2 separate regions of the Homo sapiens genome follow, and region 2 is linked to region 1. The links are chromatin contacts, found by Hi-C in ENCODE. All regions are on one chromosome and are shown on one strand. The core of a region is the stretch at or near the end of the contact, and the rest is flanking DNA. Distances in the headings are between cores, read along the strand shown. Region 1 overlaps PTPRU (protein tyrosine phosphatase receptor type U). Region 2 has its middle 340 kb from the start of MATN1-AS1.

What was found. Hi-C counts contacts between places; a loop is a spot of excess contacts on that map. Pooled maps may share reads with other maps.
Region 2: a pooled map shows a loop between it and region 1 (3-fold over the local background). The contact joins two enhancer-like sites. A Hi-C loop is called at or near these places in 15 of 168 maps with a recorded cell type or tissue (IMR-90, body of pancreas, heart left ventricle and 12 more) and 2 of 50 pooled maps.

What each region holds. Positions count from the first base shown.
Region 1 is chr1:29,258,335-29,261,869 of GRCh38, forward strand. It overlaps PTPRU (protein tyrosine phosphatase receptor type U), which reads left to right. Exons shown (of 30, transcript NM_133178.4): 3 at 171-442; 4 at 927-1,008; 5 at 1,115-1,230; 6 at 1,536-1,710; 7 at 2,276-2,569. Among named protein-coding and RNA genes, the nearest start is that of PTPRU, 24 kb to the left of the region's middle. Within about 2 kb of position 1,662, at least 5 of the 41 ENCODE cell types and tissues checked have a DNase peak (open chromatin) inside an H3K27ac peak, as active enhancers do.
Region 2 is chr1:30,378,231-30,381,765 of GRCh38, forward strand. No RefSeq gene overlaps it. Among named protein-coding and RNA genes, the nearest start is that of MATN1-AS1, 340 kb to the right of the region's middle. Within about 2 kb of position 1,622, at least 4 of the 41 ENCODE cell types and tissues checked have a DNase peak (open chromatin) inside an H3K27ac peak, as active enhancers do.

The DNA of each region.
Region 1 (3,535 bases), core at 412-2,911:
CTAGGAAGTGAAGGGACTCACCCAGGGAGGTGGAGCTGGGGCCAGAACTCAGAATCCCTGACTCCTGGTGGGTCCCGTTGCCTGGAGTCCTCCTCAGTGCTCCCCTTGCCCTGGCCCTGTCCCTCCCCTGAGGTCTCCTCATCTCCTGCCTCTTCCTCCTCTCTTTCCAGGCTCCTACTTGATGGTCAACACTTCCCAGCATGCCCCAGGCCAGCGAGCCCATGTCATCTTCCAGAGCCTGAGCGAGAATGATACCCACTGTGTGCAGTTCAGCTACTTCCTGTACAGCCGGGACGGGCACAGCCCGGGCACCCTGGGCGTCTACGTGCGCGTTAATGGGGGCCCCCTGGGCAGTGCTGTGTGGAATATGACTGGATCCCACGGCCGTCAGTGGCACCAGGCTGAGCTGGCTGTCAGCACTTTCTGGCCCAATGAATATCAGGTGGGCTGGGTTCAGTCAGCGGTCAGCCTGTGCCTGGAGGTGGGGCAGATGGATGTCAAATTGAGGTTGGAGTAGATGAGTGGCTGAAGTTAGAATGTGTCTGCATTCAGTATCAGAGGCAACCTGTGGTCAAGGCCAGGGGTCAGTCTGGGGCCAGTCTGGGTTCAGCATCTGAGGTCATTGTTCCTAGGAATAGCCTCTGGCCCAGGTCAAGGGTGAGTTGGAACAGTGCTGACCTGGAAACTCTGTCTGGCTGCTTGAGGGTAACTGTCCAGGATTTGGGTGGAAACTGGCCTCCACCTTGTTCACTATGGGCGCTGGGACCCCACCCCCAACTAGCTGGCTTGGGAGGGAGGGTCAGTGTGAGCTGGGCTGACCTCTGCTAGTTGAGGCAGAGGAGGCTGAGGCCGAGCTGAAAGTGGGCACCTCCCCAGGCAAGGCTGGAGGAATATCAGTATGATAGGGGCCCTCCCGCCTCCCCCAGGTGCTGTTTGAGGCCCTCATCTCCCCAGACCGCAGGGGCTACATGGGCCTAGATGACATCCTGCTTCTCAGCTACCCCTGCGGTGAGTCCCAGCCCACTGGGGGCGCAGGGGTAAGGGGTGTGGGCGGCCGCGGCTCCTGCCTGCAGGGGGTGCAGGCCCAGCTCACGATGCAGCTCTAACCCCGCAGCAAAGGCCCCACACTTCTCCCGCCTGGGCGACGTGGAGGTCAACGCGGGCCAGAACGCGTCGTTCCAGTGCATGGCCGCGGGCAGAGCGGCCGAGGCCGAACGCTTCCTCTTGCAAGTGAGCGGGAGCGGTGATCTTGGCTGGGGGCGGGGTGGGAGGGGGTTGGTGGCTGCTTCTGGCCCTGACTCCCCCCAGATTGCTGAGTCCCTGCTTCATACTCCAGCACTGCGCACAGCGTCCCGGCCCTCCCCTAGCTCTGCTCTGCGCTTTCTTGGGTCCCCCATTCCCCCAGGTTAGAGCGCGGCTCCAGGAACCTATGTCCGCGCGGTGTAGTAGGGACGGCTAAATGGGGCCCGGGTCAGAGCGAGATCGGGACCCCTCGCTCCGAGGCGCCCCTGACCCCCTCACTCTCTTCCCTGCAGCGGCAGAGCGGGGCGCTGGTGCCGGCGGCGGGCGTGCGGCACATCAGCCACCGGCGCTTCCTGGCCACTTTCCCGCTGGCTGCCGTGAGCCGCGCCGAGCAGGACCTGTACCGCTGTGTGTCCCAGGCCCCGCGCGGCGCGGGCGTCTCTAACTTCGCGGAGCTCATCGTCAAGGGTCAGCTGGTGGACGCCGGGGAGCGCCGGGACCTCACCCTCGAGGGGCGGGGCCGGCGACGGGGGCGGGCTCTGCCCGGGGGCGTGGCCGTGGGGGGTGGGGCCGGCAGGGTGTCGCTGGGGCGCTATCTGAAGATGGGCCTGTGGAAATGGCAGTGGCCCAGCCGGGATGAGATCTGATCTAGGGGTCGGGGCTGGCTTCGAGGGGGACGGACAGGGTCAAGGTGAGAGCCTAAAGAGGGGTGGGGTTCTGGCTGTGTGACTTCTGTGTTGATCCTAGCTGGCCTGCGGTCCGCTCCAGGAGGCGAGGATGTGGGGGATTAGGAGGGGCCTGAGAGAGGGGTTGTGGGCTGATGGGCGAGGGCGGGGTCAGCCTTTGGAGCCAGGTGCCCCTTAGGGCCCGGGATTTAGTGGGGGTAGGAGAGCGGGTCTGGTTGAGGGCTTGGTAGCAGCGTGAGAGGCCCTAGGAGGACGGAGAGGGATTTGGGTGTGGTGGAACTCAGAGTTGGGTGCTGGGGTCTCACAGCAGCATCGGTCCGCCTCGCCTCTCCCCCATCTCCTCGCAGAGCCCCCAACTCCCATCGCGCCCCCACAGCTGCTGCGTGCTGGCCCCACCTACCTCATCATCCAGCTCAACACCAACTCCATCATTGGCGACGGGCCGATCGTGCGCAAGGAGATTGAGTACCGCATGGCGCGCGGGCCCTGGGCTGAGGTGCACGCCGTCAGCCTGCAGACCTACAAGCTGTGGCACCTCGACCCCGACACAGAGTATGAGATCAGCGTGCTGCTCACGCGTCCCGGAGACGGCGGCACTGGCCGCCCTGGGCCACCCCTCATCAGCCGCACCAAATGCGCAGGTGGGTGCAGCAGCTACCCCTGGCCTCAGTCTCTGGTGGGCCCAGGGCTATGGAGGGGCGCATTCGAGAGGTAGCGTGGCCTGTGCTTGTAAACCTTTCTAAAACATTGTGATTTTTCCTCAACCCTTGTTATGGTAAAGATAATGATAGCTAATACTTTACTTTGTGTCAGGCACTTAAACATATCTGTGTGTAGACACACACACAAACCCATATTTATAGATTTAAAACTTACAACACTACCACGATGTAGGTGCTCTTGTCGTACCCATTTTAGATGTGACTGAGGTACAGAGATGTTAAGTGACTGGCCCAAGAGCACACAGCTAGTAAGTGGCAGAGATGGGATTGGAACTCTTGACTGGCTGACTCCAGAATCTGTGTTCTTAATTCTACATCTAGATAAAATAAGCAACTAAATACCATCAAATACAAGTATATTATACATTCTAGCTGGTTTCTCTTGTCTGGGTGTTGAGCCTGAGGTCTGCTCTTCCTTGTTAAAAAGGGCAAAGCAGCTGTTGGAGGATGGTACACCTGTGCCAGATGAGGGTCTTTTTTGTTTAATCAGAAGAGAAATTGAGAACACAATAGGTTTTTCTTTTTGTGACTTTAGTATTGTTGTTGTTATTATTTTTCCTTTTGAGACAGAGTTTTGCTCTGTCACCCAGGCTGGAGCACAGTGGCGCGATCTTGGTTCACTGCAACCTCCGCCTCCTGGGTTCAAGTGATTCTTCTCCTGCCTCAGCCTCCCGAGTAGCTGGGATTACAGGCATGCTCCACCATGCCTGGCTAATTTTTGTATTTTTACTGGAGACAGAGTTTCACCAGGTTGGCCAGGCTGGTCACAAACTCCTGACCTCAGGTGATCCACCCGCCTCGGCCTTCCAAAGTGCTAAGATTATAGGCGTGAGCCACCGTGCCTGGCTTAGTGTGTTTTTTTAATGGACTTACTAAGATAAATGT
Region 2 (3,535 bases), core at 372-2,871, 1.1 Mb after region 1:
AGTGGCTGTGTCGGGGGAAGGAGAGAGCAGGTTGTTCCTGTACAGGTTTCGCTCCTCGGATAGGGGGCTGCAATGACAGCTTCCAGGAAAGACCAGGCATGTGCCTCACCCCATCCATTCTTGCTCACCCCTGCGGCCTCTTGACCAATGGCTGCTGTGACCCTGTCCTCCTCTGGGAATCTGGTCTCGGGGAGGAGCCCTGGACCCTGACATTGACTAGAAACCTGACCCCATGTCTGAGCAGAGAGCTCCCATCTCTCTGTCAGCAGATGGGGAAACTGAGGACAGGGCGGAGAGCGGCTTGCCTGTGGCCACACAGTGACTGATGATGATTGGTTCCTGCTCATCTCGTGCTTCTGATGAAGAAACTTGAAATCATAATCCTAATAATAATCAGCACATGGGCATGTGCTGTGTGCCAGGCACGCACTGAGCACTTTACAGGTGAGATTTCATATCACCCTCACAACCCCCCTATGGGGTGGATGCCACGCTTGGCCCCATTTTACAGATGAGGAAACTGAGGTGCAGAGGGAGAAGGGGCTCATTCAAGGTTCCCCCCAAGGACAGTTCCTCTAACTCCCCTTAGAGCACTTTCCCCAGTGGGTATTTGTATGTTTTGGAATTTTTTAAATTAATATTTGTCCTTCCTGCTGGACACTGGGCTCCAGGTGGTCAGTGGAGGTGTCTGTTTCCCTCCCGATGCCCCGACGTAAACCCAGCCCCAGCACAGTGCTCACTGTGTAATAGGCACTCGATAAGGATTTATGAGAAAGGGTCAAATGAGGTTCAGAGAACTCTAAGGGAAACCAAGTCTCCCGCGGGAATTATGCCCACAACCACATCCTGACTCCCAGCCCCGGCAGCAAGGCAGCTCTGACTCTCGGCCCCTGCAGGCACTGCCTCCCCATCCTCATGTGTGCACATCTGCTAAGTGACTCACGGGCTGGCTCAGAAGGAGTTAACAGCCCAAGTCGCTGGGTTCTGCAAGGCCTGCCAGGCTGGCTGAGCCCCATAATCAAGTCCTGCACAGGGGATAAACAGGCTGCTGGAGGATGGGCAGGCAGGGGTGGGGACCATCTCAAGAACCCTCTCAGGAGGCCTGTGCACTCCGAGGAGAGTCAAATGGACTCCCTCCCCTCCCATGCGCTGGTTCAAAGCGCCGCCGCATTCTTCACCCGCCTTCATCTTTGAAGCAGCCCGGGGGCAGGCTGCTGTCTCCCACATGAGGAAGAGGCCCAGGGAGGGGAGGCGACAGGCTCAAGGCCACGCAGCTGTTTGGTGGTGGAGCTGGACCAAGCTCTGCCGGGGTGGTTGTCAGGACACCGGCCCCGATGTCTCAGCAAGGGTTCCAGCAGGACACAGAAGCCATACAGGGAAAGTTTAATACAAAGAATTATTAACTGCTACAGTGGGTTGGAGTAACAAGGGGTTCGTTAGTGAGGGTGGCGGGGGCACTATGGAATACAGAAACAGCCAATCTGAAGAGCAGCCACTGCTCAGGGGCTAGAGAGGGCCACCAAGGGGGAGGCCCCACGGCTGAAACCCAGGCCCTGTTGGAGAGGGCAGAGTTGTGGCTACTGAATGGACAGGAAGTTGCCATACTGCCACGTGAGTGGAACTTGCTGGAATCTGCCCTCCAGAACTTGTCAGGAATCTACTCTCTAGGATGCCAGAGAAACACCATTTACGGGGAGGTGAATCACGGAAGGCACGTGGCTACAGAACCACCTGAGGGGGTTGCTGGGAGTTGCTGCTGGCCACTGGGAGTTGCTGACCACTGTGCACAGCAGGAGCTGGGCACTGGAGGGGCTGCCTACACTGCAGGAGCTAGGCATGAGAAAGGCCGTGCACTGCAGGAGTTGGACACTAGAGGAGCCACCCGGGCTGCAGGAGCTGGGCACAGGGAAAGACCCTGCACTGCAGGAGCTGTGCACTGGAGGAGCCGCCCACACTGCAGGAGCTGTGCACTGAAGGAGCCACCCGCACTGCGGGAGCTGGGCACTGGAGGAGCCACCCGCACTGCAGGAGCTGGGCACTGGAGGAGCCATCTGAACTGCAGGAGCTGGGCACTGAGGAAGGACTGGCATTGCAGGAGCTGGGAGCTGGTGGGGCTGCCTGTACTACAGGAGCTGGGCCTGGGAATGCTGTCTGCACAGGACCAAGGGAATGCTAGAGAGGCCACATGTGCCAGAAGGCTGGGTGCTGGGGAAGCCACCTGTGCTACAGGACCTGGGACCTAAGGAAGCCAGTCCTGCGGCCATAGCCTGCCTAACCCAGGAAGAAACCAGAACTAGGAAGGAAAGCTCCCTCCTCTTGCAATGTCTCTCTGCTGCCCTCTACTGACCACATTTAATGTCATGCCAACCGGGAAATGAAAAATATTCAGAGTGGTACCCATTTCCACTTTCACAGATCAGGCAACGAGGCGTGAATTGGAGCTGAGAGGCAATAAATTTGTAACTGGCACGGTCCACACCTGCTCACCTTTCATAGACACACTCTACACACATTTGGATTCCCATATAACAGCAACAGAACTCTATCATTTCCATCTCATAAGAGACAGCTATCTGTCTTACAAGGGAACAAGATCCTTCTCCAAAATGAGGAGGCACATGATCCCAAGACTCATTGCATCCACTGCTGGCTATAAATTACTCCTCAAATTCAGTCACAGTTCACTGACTATTCTGTTACTGAAGACTAAATTGTTAAGTTAACTTCCAACCACTTGTATATAGAATAAAAATGGGAAAAAGGAAAAAGAAGAAGAAAGTAGCTAGCATATGTAAGTGAACACAGACATAGAGTAAGCAAATTGAAAACATGCAAATTTTCCTACTTGGTCATGAGGTCATCATTGATATGTATGGCTACCTTTCTCCACCCTTCCTTCCATATTCCCCCCGCCAGCTTCCCCGCCCCCAGTCTCAACCCAAAGCTCAGATGGAGATGTCAGTATTCTCCGCTTGGTGGAGTCACCCAAACTTCCATTACTGAAGGCTCTGCTATCCAGCCTTCATTTGGGCAGGGAGTAGGTTTCTGTGGTTTTCCATTAATCTTTACTATGGGACGTGGGAGCACTAAGAGGCACCTCAGAGAATCCCCTGATTTCAAGACGGGGTCTTCTTCCCGACACTGCAGCAGCATCCCAGTCTCCCACTGGTAATTGGGAGCAATCATTCCAGACAGCAGATTAACCTCTTTCTTCCCTGTTGGTTCAGTGGCACAGGCCCAAAATGGCCAGGTGGCAGTCTCGTTTTCTGATTCAGTGGAACCATTGCTGTGTCCCTGGGAGCTAAGCCCTCTAAGCCAGCAGAGAACACAGTTGCCACAATGTGACCAGGAACAAAGTCCTTGTGGGTGGGTTATTAGGTGTCATTGTGGCAGGAGCCACGCCACCTTCTACCCCTTGTCCCTGAGCCTGGGTGTTCTGACTATGCAGAGACAGCACCGTATTATGGCCTCTGGTTCAAAACACACTCTGTGTCTTGCAAGAAAGAACATTATCTTTTCAGGGTGTGGTCTCCCA